Linked DNA regions of Homo sapiens: region 1 is linked to region 2. The links are chromatin loops, found by intact Hi-C in ENCODE. Cell type or tissue: psoas muscle. All regions are shown on one strand.

Region 1 (8,000 bases), 630 kb after region 2:
TCACCATGTTGGCCGGCTGGTCTTGAACACCTGAACTCAAGTGATTAAAAAATACACTGGGGCTGGGCACAGTGGCTCATGCCTGTAATTTTAGCACTTTTGGGAGGCCCAGGTGAGAGAATTGCTTGAGGCCAGGAGTTTGAGACCAGCCCGGACAACATGGTGAAGCCCCGTCTCTACAAAAAATACAAAAAAATTAGCTGGGTATCATAGCATGTGCCTGTAGTCTCAGCTACTCTGGAGGCTGAGGTGGGAGAATCACTTGAGCCCAGGAATTAAAGGCTGCAGTGAGCCATGACTGTGCTACCGCACTCCTCACTGGGTGACCGAGTTAAGACCCCGTCTAAAAAAAAAAAAAAAAAAATCAAGCTCTTGGAAATCTTTAAAAGGTATGATAGTAGAGGGAAAAATCATAGAAGGATTGGAAGGTAAAGTTGAAGAAACAGAGTAACAGAGATGGAAAAATGGGAGTGAAAAGATAAAGTGGAAGGTCAGTAAAGGAGTTCTAACATCTGAATAACAGGGATAAGAGAAACCAAAAAAAATCAGAAATCATAAAGAGAAATCAGAAAATAAACAAAGGGAGGCAATTATCAATGAAGTCATTAAATTCCCCAGGACCAAGAAAATATGATTTTGATTGAAAGGGTTCAGCGTGCCAAGCACAGAGGATGGAAACACCCTCTCCAAGGCATGTGATCATGGACCACTGGAGGAAAATAAGGTTCTAAGAGTTACAAGAGAGAAAGAAAGTGGTCACATACAAATGGCTGCTAGACCACAGACCAATGCCTTCAAAATTTCAAGTAAAAATGTTATCGAAATACACACTATTAAAACTATCAATGATGGGAGAAGAGAATAAAGATATTTTCAGACATTTCAGATCTCAAAACTTTTACCTCCTACACACGTTTACAGGGAACCTACGCAAGGATGCATGCCACCAAAAAGAGGGAATAAGTCAAAATAGGAATACACAGGACACAGAAAATAGGAAATTTAACATAAGAGGCAAAGAGAATCACCAGGGTGGTGGTATGCGAAAGTCAATGGAACTACAGAGATCTCGCACATGGCTGAGACCATGAAGGTATTATGTTCCTAACACAAATGGCTTAAACACAAGCTGCATGACTCTTAGATTATCTGAGCAAGAATGCTGTTTCCTAAACTGAAATACAGAAATTAAAAATCTGCCTGAATTCAACTGATTCTATATAGTCTTATACACTTCTATATGCAGGTATACATGAAGCTGGTAACAGCACTGGCCTTGGCTGGGTGACATGGCTCATGCCTGTAACCCTAGCACTTTTGGAGGCTGAGGCAGGTGGACTGCTTGAGCTCAGGAGTTTGAGACTAGCCTGGGCAACATAGCGAGACCTTGTCTCTATTTTTAAAAATAAAACAAAAACTAAACAGTAGTGGCCTTTAGGGCAAGTGGGTTGTGGGCCCCTAGCAAAGAGATGAGGAGAATGACTTTTCACCATTCACCCTTTTATTTTTTTGACTTGTGTACTACAAGTAGTACTTGTTCAACAATGAATATATTCCCTAATTCAAAAAAGAATGGAATGAAAAATATCATCACACGTAACAAGAATGTTTTATGAAAATTAAACATATAAAACTGGATCCCATACACATATTAATGTTATACTATAAAATGTTATATTTATATTTATTTATATACATGTGTTATATTTATATTTATATATAGTTACAGTGTTATCTAACACTATAAATGTGTTAAAGAGGTTATGATAGAAAATGTTTCTTACTGAAGGTTGCAAAGAAGTTTGAAAGCAATAAACCAAGAACTTTGGTAAAGACCTGCTTTCCTACAATACTGAGCATCCACTGGGTCCTGGGCACTCCCAGATCTGAGATGTTCGTGCCTTGTATGTGGAGGTGCACATGGAACCAAACCTCCCCACCAGGTGCTGGTATTCCAGGTGCAGTGTCCATTCATGTCTGTTCTAGGCCCACCTCTGTAAGCAGTGTTAGGGAGGGCCTCTGGCTTTGTGTGAGAAGGCCACTACAGGGAAACTTTGAAAAAAAATAAAGATGACAAAACATCACCCATAATTTTAAGGAATATTATTCTAAAACAAAAAATATTAATAAAATCATAGGTTTATTCCAATATTTTAAAATATTTTCTGTAACATTCCACTCAGAAGGTAGATAACCACAAAGTTCTTCCCTAAGGAAGGGTGCAAATGGAATGTAATACATTACTGTACTCTGTAGAATACAAACTGTGAAGACAAGGAAATTTAATTATTCAATTTTTTCCTTCTACATCATTTCTGCTGGAGAACTGCTCACTTAACATCCTAGAAGCTATCCTGTTGAGATTTGCTACCATGATACAGGAGTGATGAACCTTCACTCTCAGCATAATGAATGTGACACTGCCTACATCCATCCTGTGGGAGAGTTAAAAGGACAAGCCCCCTGCAGCACACGCCAACCAATCTATCAGAGCAATCATGCATGTGACTACTTCTGCCAAAATCCTCCAACTTAATTTTTAAATAGCTAAAATATGATCAAGGTCATATGGGTACTGCATTTGAAACTACAAACATCCTCTGTTCACAAATGTTCACTGTTATAGCAACAGCACTTTGGTACAGTCAAGGGCACAATCACATTTTTAAAAATCTAGAGCGAAAAGTAAACACGAAAGGGCATTTGCATGAGGCAGAGAATTCTGTTTCTTGGCAGTAGACAGAAAACTGGCTAAAGAAATAGGCTCACAGATAGGTACAATCTACAATTTGATTCTCTGAGTATTAGTCTTGAAGACATAGCTATACACATCCCAACATATAGCCTACTATTTTACATTAGTAGTTTCTTATATAACAGTTGGAAGAAAAACATATCAAAAACCAACCTAAATCATATTTATTAACCACTTTAATAAGCCCCTTTATACTTTCTTTTTTTTCAACCACTTTACTCCAGGTTTGGTTAGTATAATCATGAGACTGTCTAGCCTAATAGTCTAGAGAAAATTCTCCGGTTCCAAGACGATGCCTTGCTATGTAGCCATTAATTATTAAGCTCCTGGTAAACCCTGAATTAGATATAGAAATTTGCAAAACAATGATATATTTCCAAGAATGTGAAAAACAGAGGAAATTTAAGGCAGATGGTAACTCTAAGAAGAGTCACACGAGTATTAAATTGGCCCTCAGGAAATGGCTCATAGCAAAATCTAATTTTCTATCAGATGAGGGGGCCAGGCACAGTGGCTCATGCCTATAATCCTAGGACTTTAGGAGGCTGAGGTGGGAGGATCACTTGAATCCAGGAATTCGAGACCAGCCTGGGCAACATGGCAAAATCCCATCTCTACAAAAACACACATTAGCTGGGCGTGGTAGTGTGTACTTGTAGTCACACACACCCTTGGGAGGCTGAGGTGGGAGGATCACTTGAGCTCAGGAGGCAGAGGTTGCAGTGAGCCGAGATGGTGCCATGGCACTCCAACCTGGGCGACAGAGATCCCATTTCAAAAAAAAAAAGGAACAGATTGGGGGCTGCATTGTTAGGCTACACTGAGGAAATGTTCCTCTTATGGATCCACAGAAGAAAAATGACTTTTAGTGCCACGTGCCTTGCAATTATCTCTAGCAAAACAGCCTAGCTCCCTCAACCCCACTGTGTGTCTGGGAAAAGACAGTAAAAACATTTCCTTGAGAGGTGAAGACTAAAAGGAAGCTACCGGCTCACTGTGCACAGGTGAGAAAATGTCACGGTAAAGGAGCACCATGTGTTGATTTTAACAGCTTTTTCTAACTGGAGGAATCTGTCACATGCCATAGAAAAATTGCTCCCTGCCCTCTGAAAAAAAAAAAAATGTCATACAGAAAAATCAGGTTCATAAAAGAAAGTATACATCCAAAGTAGGCAAAAACTATGGTTTATGTTTTCAAAATATGCAAAATAATTTCACTATATAATACCTTGATTTGCATGTGACTTAGTACTTATTTCATATTAACCAGATTCACTTGCTTTCATAAATCTGTGTTTTAGAAAATCTATTTTTTAAAAATATCTATTTTTAAGCCAGAAGATAAACCTTACATTTGTGCATCCATGTGTAAAGCAATCCTGCTTGGCATTATGCAGCCAAGATACTAAAAGATTAATAACATAATTTTAAAAAGCTCCAGATACAGACTAACAAATAATATATTTCCTTAAATTTTCTGGGCTATACTACTGACCTGAATTCATGCAATCTGAATTTTCAGATATAAGTACCACTCAATGGTTGGTTGTTACAACTTAGAAGCAATAGGGTTGGGAAGACCTTCAAAATATTGGCCATTAAATCATAAGTAAAATTATTCTTAGAGCTGGATTATCATAAGTGGAGTGCCCTAACTTTTCTTATTTCATACTCAGCAAATTGATTCTAACATTCATAATCATGCCCTTTTATGTGCTTTAAGTGGACATACTGACTTTGCAGTCTATACTTTGTAAGAGAGCAGGTAACTCTAGCACAGAAGAAACCATGTAATGCGGAACTGGGGAGGACTTCAGTGGCACTATTCCATTTTTATTGATCCAGACTGTTGCTTTCAATCCTGCATTGAGGCCTCCTTGGATGTCGGTTTCTAATGTGTCACCGACCATCACACAGTCCCCAGGTTGTACTCCGAGAAGATTGCAGCAGTAATAAAATATGGACGGTGCTGGTTTCTCCTCTCTCTGCTCTCCACCTACAACAACAGCGTCAAAATAGGACTGACAGGCACAAGCCTCAATCTTCTCCCTCTGGGTCTGTCTGTCCCCATTCGTTAATAGAAGTAGGCGGACCTCCTTTCGAAGTTCAGTAAGCATGGCTTTGACGTCTTCTGCTAGTGTCATATGCTGTAAACGTGTAGATTTCCAAAGGAAATAACATTCTTCAGCCAATTTTCTATTGGCTGCACCACCTTTTGTTTCCTGGATTGCTTCTTCCCAATGTGAAGTCCTTAAATCAGTAATGCATGTATTGTAAGGATGAAAACATTCCTTGCTGAGTTTAACTTGAACTTTATCACAGATGATTTCAGCCTCTTCTTTATAATGGTATTTTGATTGTAAGAGTTTTATCACCTAAATAATGGAAAATAACTCCATTAACACATTGCATGTCTTTAGTAGTCATGCCCTAGGAAGCTGTGATCCTACAAGTGGCTGAGAGAGTCCAACTCCACTCCTCTGCTTTAAAGCAGCTACTAACTACACCGTTTCTGGTGGGAATTGGCCTTATTTTTAGAGACAACAAAGTGAGGCTCTCCCAACTGCTCTAGAACTCACTCATTTTTTAAAGCCAACTTCTTCATATATAGCTAGTAACAATCCTTTGTTTGGTAGTTTAGAGTCCAACATCTTTCATTCTGGTCATGAAGATATGAAAATAAAACTTGTGCTTTTTGGGCCGGGCATGGTGGCTCATGCCTGTAATCCCAGCACTTTGGAAGGCCAAGGTGGCAGGATCACTTGAGTTTAGGAGTTCAGGACCAGCATGAGCAACATATCGAGACCCCATCTTAAAAACAAAACAAAACAAAAACAAAAACTCGTTGTACTTATTTTTGGTAAAACATTTAAAATTTCTGACAACCACTATTTAGACTATCATCAGAAAAAAATAACACTTAGTTCATCTAATCTTTTCTCATCTACATCCATTTCACATTTTGAAGACCTAAATTGACTATCACCTATAATGGGATCCAATTCTACACTTTTATTTTTTTTGAGACACAGTCTCATTCTGTAGCTTAGGCTGAAGTACAATGGCACCAGCTCGGCTCACTGCAACCTCCACTGCCCAGGCTCAAGAGATTCTCCTGCTTTAGCCTCCCAAGTAGCTGGGATTACAGGCGCCCACCACGACGCCTGGTTAATTTTTGTATTTTTAGCAGAGACAGGGTTTCACAATGTTGGCCAGGCTGGTCTCGAACTCCTGACCTCAAGTGATCTGCCTGCCTCGGCCTCCAAATTACTAGGATTACAGGCGTGAACCACTGTGCCTGGCCCAATTCTGTACTTTTTTGTTTCTGGATACAGAGTCTCGCTCTGTTGCCCAGGCTGGAGTGCAGTGGTGCAATCTCAGCTTACTGCAACCTCTGCCTCCTGGGTTCAAGTGATTCTCCTGCTTCAGCCTCCCGCGTAGGTGAGACTATAGGTGCCCGCCACCATGCCTGGCTAATTTTTGTATTTTTAGTAGAGGCGGGGTTTTACCATGTTGGCCAGGCTAGCCTCGAACTCTTGACCCCAAGTGATCTTCCTGCCTCTGCCTGCCAAAGTGCTGGGATTATAGGCATGAGCCACTGCGCCCGGCCCCAATTCTGTACTTTTGAGTTAAATACTCCCTCTTCCTGCGTTCCCAAGGCTCTTTATGTGGCTTTTATAACACTAATCCATTTGGCCTGTCTTGTAACTTTTCCTAAAACCCCTAATGTGGCAAGCATTGTACTACATACTTACATACATTATTTCTAAACTTTTCTACAATCCTGCAAGACAGTTCCATGTTCCAAATTAGGCAGGGAAGTGCAGAACTGTTAATAACTCGCCCATCTGGGATCTGCATCCATACCTGCTTACTTCCAAAGCCCACATGCTTGCCTTTGCACTATGTGTTAAGCACTAGAGACTGGCCTTTGTCGTTGAGGCATTATCTGGTGGGGAATATAATATACAACCACTACAAATCATGGGCCGGGGGTGGGGGAAATGCCATGACAGTAGTTTGAACAAGCTGTGGGAATAATATGGAAGTCATTCCACAGGGTAGCTGGCAGAGGAAGTCACATTGAGACCAAGGAGTAAACAAGCAGAAAAAGCGGGTTTGGGAAGAGAAGAAAATCATTCCAGACAGAGGAACAGCATGAACAAAGGCCAAGAGTTTAAAATTTTGTGGAAAAAGCAAGAAGCTGAGTTGAGCCCAAATGGAGGCATGTGAGGGAAGATGCCAAGAGATGCAACTGGGGAACCTGTTCACAGATAGTTTGTGAAGGGCCTTGAACCCCATGTTATAGCAGGTGCTGCCTAAATCCCCTTGGCACACACTATATTCACTCGCCAGTGGCTTCCCTCTCCAAGTATGGGCCTCTCTGCTTGTGGGCTTTACTTGGCCACACACAAGGGTATCTATACACACAGGATGGGGCTAAAAAGTATTGCCCTGGGAGCAGCCCTCAACAAATGTAGGGCAGAAACTGGCGAATAAATATCACAGCTTCCTTGCCCCTTGGGGAGCAAAACTGAACCCTGTTCTGTGTACTGTCCCCCAGAAATCTCCAGCTGCTCACAGCAGTAACCTGGTCATTAAGCTGCTCTAACCCGTATTGGACTCCTTCCCCTTCTTGTCTCCCCGACCCCTTAACGTGTATCCTGGGATCGCCTCAAGAACTGTCTGCACTGGAAATCCTGTGTTCAGGTGAGCACCTGAAGAAAGTCAAACATGCCAGGCAATGCTGGCTCTTTGAAATGCACCCAGCTACAGTTAAAATATATCTGTTGTAATGGGACTAGGGAATAAACAGTATGCCACTCACACCAAAAACTCAACTCACCTACTGAGAGAGGAACGCATGTGTTTTTCTTCCCTCAGAGTAAAAGAATCACAACAAAGGAAAAGGGTCTTTTTTTTTTTTTTTTTTCCCCAAACAGGATCTTGCTCTGTTACTCAGGCTGGATGGAGTGCAGTAGAGGAATGATTATAGTTCACTGTGGCCTCAAACTCCTGGGCTCATCTCACTTCAGTCCCCCGAATAGCTAGAACTACAACTGCACACCACCATACCCAGCTAATAAATTTTTTTTGTAGAGACGGGTCTTGCCATATTGCCCAGGATTGTCTTTAACTCCTAGCCTCAAGCAATCCTCCTGCCTTGGCCTTCCAAAGTGCTGGGAATTACAGGTGTGAGCCACCGTGCCTGGCTGAAAGGAAAATATTTTTTGAGGTATTTGTG
Region 2 (8,000 bases):
TGAACCTAAAACTGCTCTTAAAAATAAAGTCTACTTAAAAACAAATAAAATAAAGCCTGCTATAGTTGGTGGTTACTCTCTCCCAGCACTCCCCAGAGCTAGTACCTCCTTCCACTGTCAGCAACCTGCCAGCCAGCCCCCAGGACAGCTTCCAAATGAGGTGGCAGAGACAGCAGTGGCAGGTCCCTGCGGCTCACACCCACCAGAGAGGACCCCACTGTGCCTGGCCAAGAAATGTCACCAGCTCATCAAAGAAAGAGAAAAAGCTGGGACCTGGTGACAAAGTACAATGAGAAGTAACCCAGTGAAAAAGAAAAAGACAGGAAAGTGCTCTCTTTGGGAGGTAAGATCATTGGTTTGCACTTCAACTGCTGTTAAGTTTCAGTTTTAAAGAGCAAGATTTGATTTTTCACCAAAAAAAGCTAAAGCTTTTAAAATTTACACAAATAAATGCCAATGTCTTTTTAAGAGAAATACAAAGTTCTATCATGATATTTACTCTTCTTGAAACAATTTTGACTTTGACAGCCAAGAAAACAAACCAACTGCAGAAATGGACCAGTCCTTGGGGCCTGTGTCAAATAACAGGGCCCAGGCAAGAGAAGCTGGTCAAACGTCACTAGAAGAGAGGCCACTGACCGGCCTTGAGAGCACAACAGAAGCACCCTGTGTGCACATATCCACAGCCACCCACTGCCTGGAGAACAGTGTGCTTCAGAATAACAAGCGGCACTTCCAAAGAAGCTGCTCAGCAAGCCCATACCAGATTAAGTTTTAAACTATCTGTGACTATCTGTGCCTTCCCAATACTAAACTTAATTCTCATTTTAACAAACAGAAAATGCCTTGTTCAAGGTTGCTAGAGATGCAAGTATTAGAACCAGACCCAATTCTAGTTCTGAGGCATGGGCAAGTGTGATGCAGATGGTTACCCTTAAGTGTACCCATCAAGGTGAGATTTCAAACAGTCAGACAAAAACAGTGGAAATATTGAGAACCATTTGTCTTCATCACAGTGAAATCTATACAAAGCAAATGGAACTAAGAAATACTGTGCTGTCAAATAGCTATTTAACTTTGATAAATGAACTAAAAATCAGTATCTGTATTTGGCCTTTTTCCTTTCACAACACTTTGAGCACAACAAAGTGTTCCATAGAGATGAATTCAAAATCACCCAGTGCTAAAATGGCATGCAAACTGGGCAGATGAGACCAGCAGAAAGAGCCACTAGGGCCTCCCATGTGATGTCTGAGGGCCAAGTCCCACGTCCGCAGCTAAGAAGGATGTGCAGGGCCCCAGTCCAGGGGCAGCGTGCCACTGCAGCTGCTCCCACAGAACCCGCCCCCTCAGACAACAGACAGCCTGGAAGGCTCCCCCCCCACCCAAGCTTAGACTTACCCCCAATATGTGCTATGGACTCCGGTCCAACAAGTTGATTTTCAAACAGCCTTTCTGCCTGTCGCAGCTTCGTATTTGGATGCAGAACACCAAGCAAGAGCGGGGGTTCTTTGAAGCTGCAAAATAATGCAATTCCAGAGATCTGTCTATAAATACACATGTGAAGAAAATGTGTACCGAGCACCTGCTCTCAGTTCTTTGATAAAGATGGCACTTTCTAACAACATCCTCAGTTGCCAGAAATACAAGGGTTAAGAAAAAACTGTTCTAGGATATCAGAAAACATCATGGTACAAAAGAAATATAAAAATATAAATGTGCTAGTGCAAGACCTTCAGCAATCTTGTCACCTGAGAGCATCCTGAGGCCTGTGCCCACCCATCCTCCAGCCTCCCCAGCTCCCCACCCCCATCCAATGCCTCAGGGCAGCTGGACCTCCTCACCCCTGTGACTCACAGCCCTACAGCCACTGGAGTCTACCTAGGGTGGTGGGGGGCAGTGCCCACGTTTCACACCTGATGACCCGGCCTCGTATTTCACAGAGAAGATGGAAGGAGCAAGGGGAGACCTTCCTGGGACTGGAGCCACCGTCCCATGGTCCAGCACAGGGCACGCCACCTCCCGCTGATATTCTCGAGGCCCACCAGGCTCTTCCTGAAGCAGGAGCCTGAGCTGGGCCCTGGAGCCCTTCTACTCACAGACACGGCTCCAGAAACTCCTGCCTCTACTCGTCCTTCCCATCCACATGCCAGTATGTCACGCCTCCCAACCCACCATCAAGTTCTGCTGAGGCCACTTTGAAAAGACACCATTGAACCCGTCTCCCCATGTCCTCCTTACAACCCTGGCTGGGGCCACCATCCTCTCGCCTCGCCCCTGCTCCCTCCCTTGACCCCTGTAGTCTATTCTCAATCCAGCAGCCATGCCGGATCATGACCTTCCTCTATTCAGAGCCCCACAATGGCCCCCTCTCACCTAGAGCCAAGTCCTGGCAGCAGCCTCTGAGCACCGCAACCTGGCCACAGCACCTTCTTGCCCCCTCTCTCCCTTGTGCCTTCTGCATCCCTCACACCAGCCCCTCCCTGCTGGGTCCTAACCACACCAGCATCTCCCTATCCAGGGCCTTCACACCAGCTCTTTGCTCCACTTGGAACAGCAACCATCCCCCACCCAGGAGGCCCACTCTGACCACCCAACTAAATATCCGATACCTCCCCCGAACCCAGGCCCCTGCCCTACTCCATGCTCCTCATAGCACACACCAGCTTCTCATGCACTGTGTGATCTGCTTCTGTTATGTTTATGGTCTGTTTGTCCCCACTAGAACATACGCTCCATGAGATCAGGGATTTCTTTCTGTGTTTTTCTCTACTGTATTCCCAGCATCTGGCACCCAACATGGCACACAGAAGGCTCCCAACGAGCACTGCTGGAGGAAACCAAAGTAGAGAGGAATATCTTCCGATTATCCCCTGTCCCCTGCCTCCAGCAAGGCAGAGAATTCAAGAACAGGAAGGAGCTAAGCGTTGGGGAAAAGTTTATGACAACAGCAAAAAGAGCTTCTTTAAAGCTCTCTTCACAGCAAAAGAGGAAGGAAGGGAAACCCCACCTGGGGCAATTGGTGCCATGCTACGATGACAAGCAGAGCTGCCAGCTTCGCTCGGCCTCGGTCACCTCAACACGCCGGGCAGCATGGGGTCACCATAGTCAAGAGGCCATGCTCGGCCTCGGTCACCTCTACACGCTGGGCAGCGCGGGGCCACCATGGTCAAGAGGCTATGCCACGATGACAAAAGCAGACCTACCAGCTTCGCTTGGCCTCGGTCACCTCTACGCGCCGGGCAGTGCAGGGCCACCACAGTCAAGAGGCCATGCTACCATGACAAAAGCAGACCTACCAGCTTCGCTCAGCCTCTGTCACCTCTACACACTGGGCAGCGTGGCGTCACCATGGTCAAGAGGCCATGCCACAATGACAAAAGCAGACCTACCAGCTTCGCTCGGCCTCGGTCACTTCTACACACCGGGCAGTGTGGGGTCACCATGGTCAAGAGGCCATGCCACGATGACAAGCAGAGCTGCCAGCTTCGCTCGGCCTCCATCACCTCTACACGCCAGGCAGCGCAGGGCCACCATGGTCAAGAGGATCAGGCCAGCAGACGGGGCAGAAACGGCCACTCAGCTGATGGACGGGTGTTTGGGAGTCTACCCAGGATACTACATCACTCCCGTGAGAGCTTAGACCACACTTAGAAATCTCTAAAAAATCAGAGAACAGGCAGACCAGGAGTATGGAGGGACAAAGAGAAGGATGGTCGCTCTTCCAGTCTGGACTATTACACAGCTGGTTTCAGTACTTGAGAACAAAATCACCAGGAAGGCTGCAGGGCTTTGCCAAAAACCTGCCCTGCAAAGTCACTTTCCCTTCTTTCTGGGAAGATTAGAGGGCTGTCATAGACACAGCATATATGACATCCTGATTCCTATAGCATGTACAGAGTAGTTTTCAAGATCCCTGTGACAACGTGGGGAGATGTGAACAGAGTAACAGGGCATCTGTATGATCACGGATGGCTGGCACAAGTGAAGAAAGCCTGCACTAATGCAGTAATACTCAACTGCAGAGAAGTGACCCACTGTGACCCACAGACTGCACAAAGGTTTTCCTAAGCACTTCTGAGAACCAGCTCTCTGAGGTCCCCCACATCTCTCTCCCTAACACAGGAAGCCAGGGTGTGGGGCACTGCTCTCTCCCTCCCCAGCGGGTCTCCTGTTGGCCCTGCCTGAGTTTTATACAGTGCTTCTATTTGCTCTTGATGTCCCAGACCACCCATAAAGGTTGTTGCTATTTTTTAATATCTCTCAGTTTGACAGTTTCACCCGATAGTAAAATGTGTACTTCTAACAGTACTGCAACTTTCAACTCCCAGTAGAATTACTCTTTCTGTTGGTCTTTAAAATTATAGCAACCAAATCCATTCTCCAAAATGCTGCTCTATTTTTTTTTACCATAAATTTGACTTTAACTGATATTTTTTCAGTGACTAGAAACATTCATATCCTTCTATGAAAAATAAACTTTTTGTTCCCTTCTGGAGAGAAACCATGTCCTTCCACAGAGTGACTGTGGGCTGAGAGGGCTGCAGCTGAGTCAGCACCCGCTGGGATGGCGTGCATGGGGCATGGCCTGTGTTGTGGCCACGTTCTTGCATGAGACACACCAAGCTCTGTCATGTACCAGGCTTCTGCTTCTGCTCTGCATTTTGGGGCCTATCTTCCTGTTTTTGAGTGTGCCATGCCAAAAGCAGAGCCCAGGAGAGAGGCCCCTGTTGGCTGTGATTCCAATGCCATAAGCTGAGCCCAGGAGAGAGGTCCCTGTTGGCTGTGATGGTTCCACTGCCATTCTGAAAGCTGAGCCCAGGAGAGAGAGAGAGACCCGTTGGCTGTGACAGTTCCACTGCCATTCCAAAAGCTGAGCCCAGGAGAGAGGTCCCTGTTGGCTGTGATGGTTCCACTGCCATTCCGAAAGCTGAGCCCAGGAGAGAGGTCCCTGTTGGCTGTGATGGTTCCACTGCCATTCCGAAAGCTGAGCCCAGGAGAGAGGTCCCTGTTGGCTGCAGCGGTTCCACTGCTTCTCTTCCTTTCCTTCCTCATCAGGCTTTTCTACTCAACAGATAGAACTCACTTTGTACAAACAACTTCCAATCCCCAGTAGGCTCTGCTTCCTTTCAGTGTCTGGCCAGGGCCACATACCCCATTTCCCAATGCATTTCTTCACCACTCTTTCCACACATAAAATCATCTTTCCTGAGATCAAAGGTCTTCAATCACTGAGGCTCCAACCTCTCTCTCCAACTCAAAACTCAACCTCAGCCTCCTTTTCCAAGGCCAGCCCCCCAACCCAAGCTTCTAATCCCCAGCTGTGGACACAGTTCACTCCCCCACCTTAGCCAACTGGACTATCTAAGAAGGCCCAGGTCAGTTTCCCTTTGGCTAGAATGAGCCATCCTGCTCTGTAAAGAAGGGTTAGAAAGAGAGAAGCCCCTCCCTCAACACATCAGGGGACCCCCCCCCGCCACCCACCCCTGACGCCCCTCCTTTGGAGACAGGATGTCCTCAGGCCTGGCTCAGGCAGAAAAATCCATCTGAAGACCCACTGGCACACCAGGAATTACAGAGCTGACACTCTTGGAGCGGACTAGAGTCCCCAGTCCTTCACCCATTCTCAATCTTACATGAGCAAATTGTGTGTTTACAGCACCTTGTGCCTTTACTATTCTAAATCCAACAACAAAAAGTTCACTCAGCTACACATGTCAATCTAAGGTCAGAACCGTGTCCTCTACATTCTTAGTGAATCGGATCCAATATAAAGCCTTAATTTTTATGGATAAAACACTACATTATTCAGCTAGTATGTTATATTCACTCTTTAACTAGGTATAATTCTTGTCTGAAGTTTTTAAAGCCTTACCTGGACTAACTCATTTAAAATAAGCTTCAGATGGCTTCACCCCATCAGCAGTTGCAAGGGGAACCAGGAAATTACTGAACCAGACTGCACAACCCTCCTGCAACTATGTCAACATGGAAGTCATAGATCGTCACACTGATGAGAGCCTGGCTCTATCCCACTATAATTATAAACATGAATCTATTTCAGGGGGCTTTACATATACAATAGTTTTTTCAAATTATAATGGACTGCATTACTCATAGATCTCTATCGGTGAAAGGTAACTTAGGAAAAAAAGAACACTAATTATGGGTTTTGTAGAAAATCAGTTACTTACAAAATTTAAATGAGGTAACTGAAGCTCCATTTGTGTGTGTTTTTGCTACCTGAAATGAATTATAGTTGACTGTCTAATGATTATTAAGCTTCTCTAATTTTGAATTTTTGTTTTTGGTTGATGCAGTTTTTTTAAAACAATGACAGGGAAAATACCATGCATATTTCCTGAGTAACATCTAATTCAGCATAAAAACCCAGGTACTAAAGAAATCACAAAACTCTATTTCTCCTAACTTACCTTTCAGATCAGATTGATTTAATCACCCTCCTTTCCTTGGAAATTATTTCAGCCTATTACATTTTGTCAAGCAACCCCTCCTGAGGACTGCGGGGCAGCCTACCTGAGAGGCTGTGGATCTATAGGAGATTCCAGCAGCATCATGGCTCCAAGCAGGGGAACGGTGAGAGAAACAGCCAGCATCAAGAAGGTCACTCGGAAAACTCTGCCGCTAAAGGAGCTGCCAGAAATAAAAGATACAAAGGCAATCAGCTGAGTCTCAGACAGTGACAAGGTTGGCTGGTCCGAAAGCCCTCCCGGCAGGAGCAGGGACGCTCATCCAGTTTCCCCACTGCAAGCTGGCCGACCTCTGGCTTGTGATTAAACTCTAGCACTATTTGCTAGGATTGGCAAACACACTTTTGTTGTTGTTCTTTTTTTTTAATCTTCCAGCTTCCCCTGTGTGGGATACGTTGGATCAGTTACTTTCCAGATCTTGAATCCTCCAGGAGGGTTTTAAAGAAGGCAAACTCAAAGAACTGATGAACACAAAATGTAATGGGGAAAAAGAGTTCTAATGACATAAATGATACACACTCATCCACAGAAAAGGTGGGTAATTCTCAAAAGCTACGCATTCCCGGTGTATGGATTCAAAGCAGCAACACTCAGTACTATGCAGCCCTAAGATTCTCACAGATAGAAGAGACAGCTAAAGTCATGAAGGAAATGGAAGCAGAACAACTTCCTGAGGATCCAATTCCCCAATCACTTTTCCCAACCTACTTCTAAGAATTTAAAAGGAAATCCCAGATCTTCAACCTAATAGAAGAAGTCTGGCAGATACTGACAGTTATCCACACAGGATCTATAAAATTACAATTCAAAGTCATCACTCCTGAACCCTTGGGAAGATATGAAAGCTTCCCTGGGAATCCTGGGTGAAGTTTTTGGACAAATGACCAGTAGTGCCTTAAATATCTCTGAACCAATCTTCACATACAGTATCTCTCATCTGGCAAACAAGTGAAAGCATTTGGCCTCTTGCTACTAAATAAACCTCATAGGATCATTACTTGCTTACATGAATTGAACTCAAATTTACTAAATGCTTGGCATTAATATTAACTTAAACAAAATCATGAGTTCCTAAGGTAGAATTTTTTTCTTCCATGAAAAAAAGTGTTGACAAAGAAAAAAGTCAAGACTCACACTTAACAAAACAGACTTGATTTAAGGGGGCAGGGTTTGATTTTTGACAGAAGTGTAGTCTTCTGCCATTTAGACGTGTTAAACTCTGTTCTGGGTATGGTGTAGAAACATAAAGGCCAAGCCCTCTTTCCCAACAACCAGCCAGGGAACTGCAGGCCAGTTTCTCCACTCCAAAACCCACAGTTTCCCCCAGTGTGAAACGGGGTGTTGGGCAGGGTAACTTCCTGAACATGCATGATCCAGTCCTGAACATGCAAGATTTTTCACAAACGAATAAAGCAGAAAAGAAAAGAAATCCCTCTATTTCTACTGGGGTAGGTGGAAATAAAGACAAAGGAAAGACTAAGGGGAAGAAGAGGGAGCAGCTTTCACAAA

Evidence for each region. Peaks named below come from ENCODE experiments on the same cell type or tissue, not always from the same donor. Only the 100,000 strongest peaks of a DNase experiment are listed, where the experiment ranks them.
Region 1: it touches region 2 in a loop (5-fold over the local background); 9 of 110 quality-filtered maps call a loop at or near these places.

Annotation. Positions count from the first base shown.
Region 1 is chr20:25,611,452-25,619,451 of GRCh38, forward strand. NANP (N-acetylneuraminic acid phosphatase) reads right to left here. Exons shown (of 2, transcript NM_152667.3): 2 at 1,484-5,130. The coding sequence ends at 4,474. Among named protein-coding and RNA genes, the nearest start is that of NANP, 8.6 kb to the right of the region's middle. In psoas muscle, no CTCF peak of the experiment used is centred here; no DNase peak of the experiment used is centred here.
Region 2 is chr20:24,977,366-24,985,365 of GRCh38, forward strand. It overlaps APMAP (adipocyte plasma membrane associated protein), which reads right to left. Exons shown (of 9, transcript NM_020531.3): 2 at 6,538-6,654; 3 at 1,402-1,517. Among named protein-coding and RNA genes, the nearest start is that of APMAP, 11 kb to the right of the region's middle. RefSeq lists enhancers at 2,020-2,520, 3,282-3,782. In psoas muscle, no CTCF peak of the experiment used is centred here; DNase peaks (open chromatin) are centred at 1,306 and 4,576; H3K27ac peaks cover 212 bases.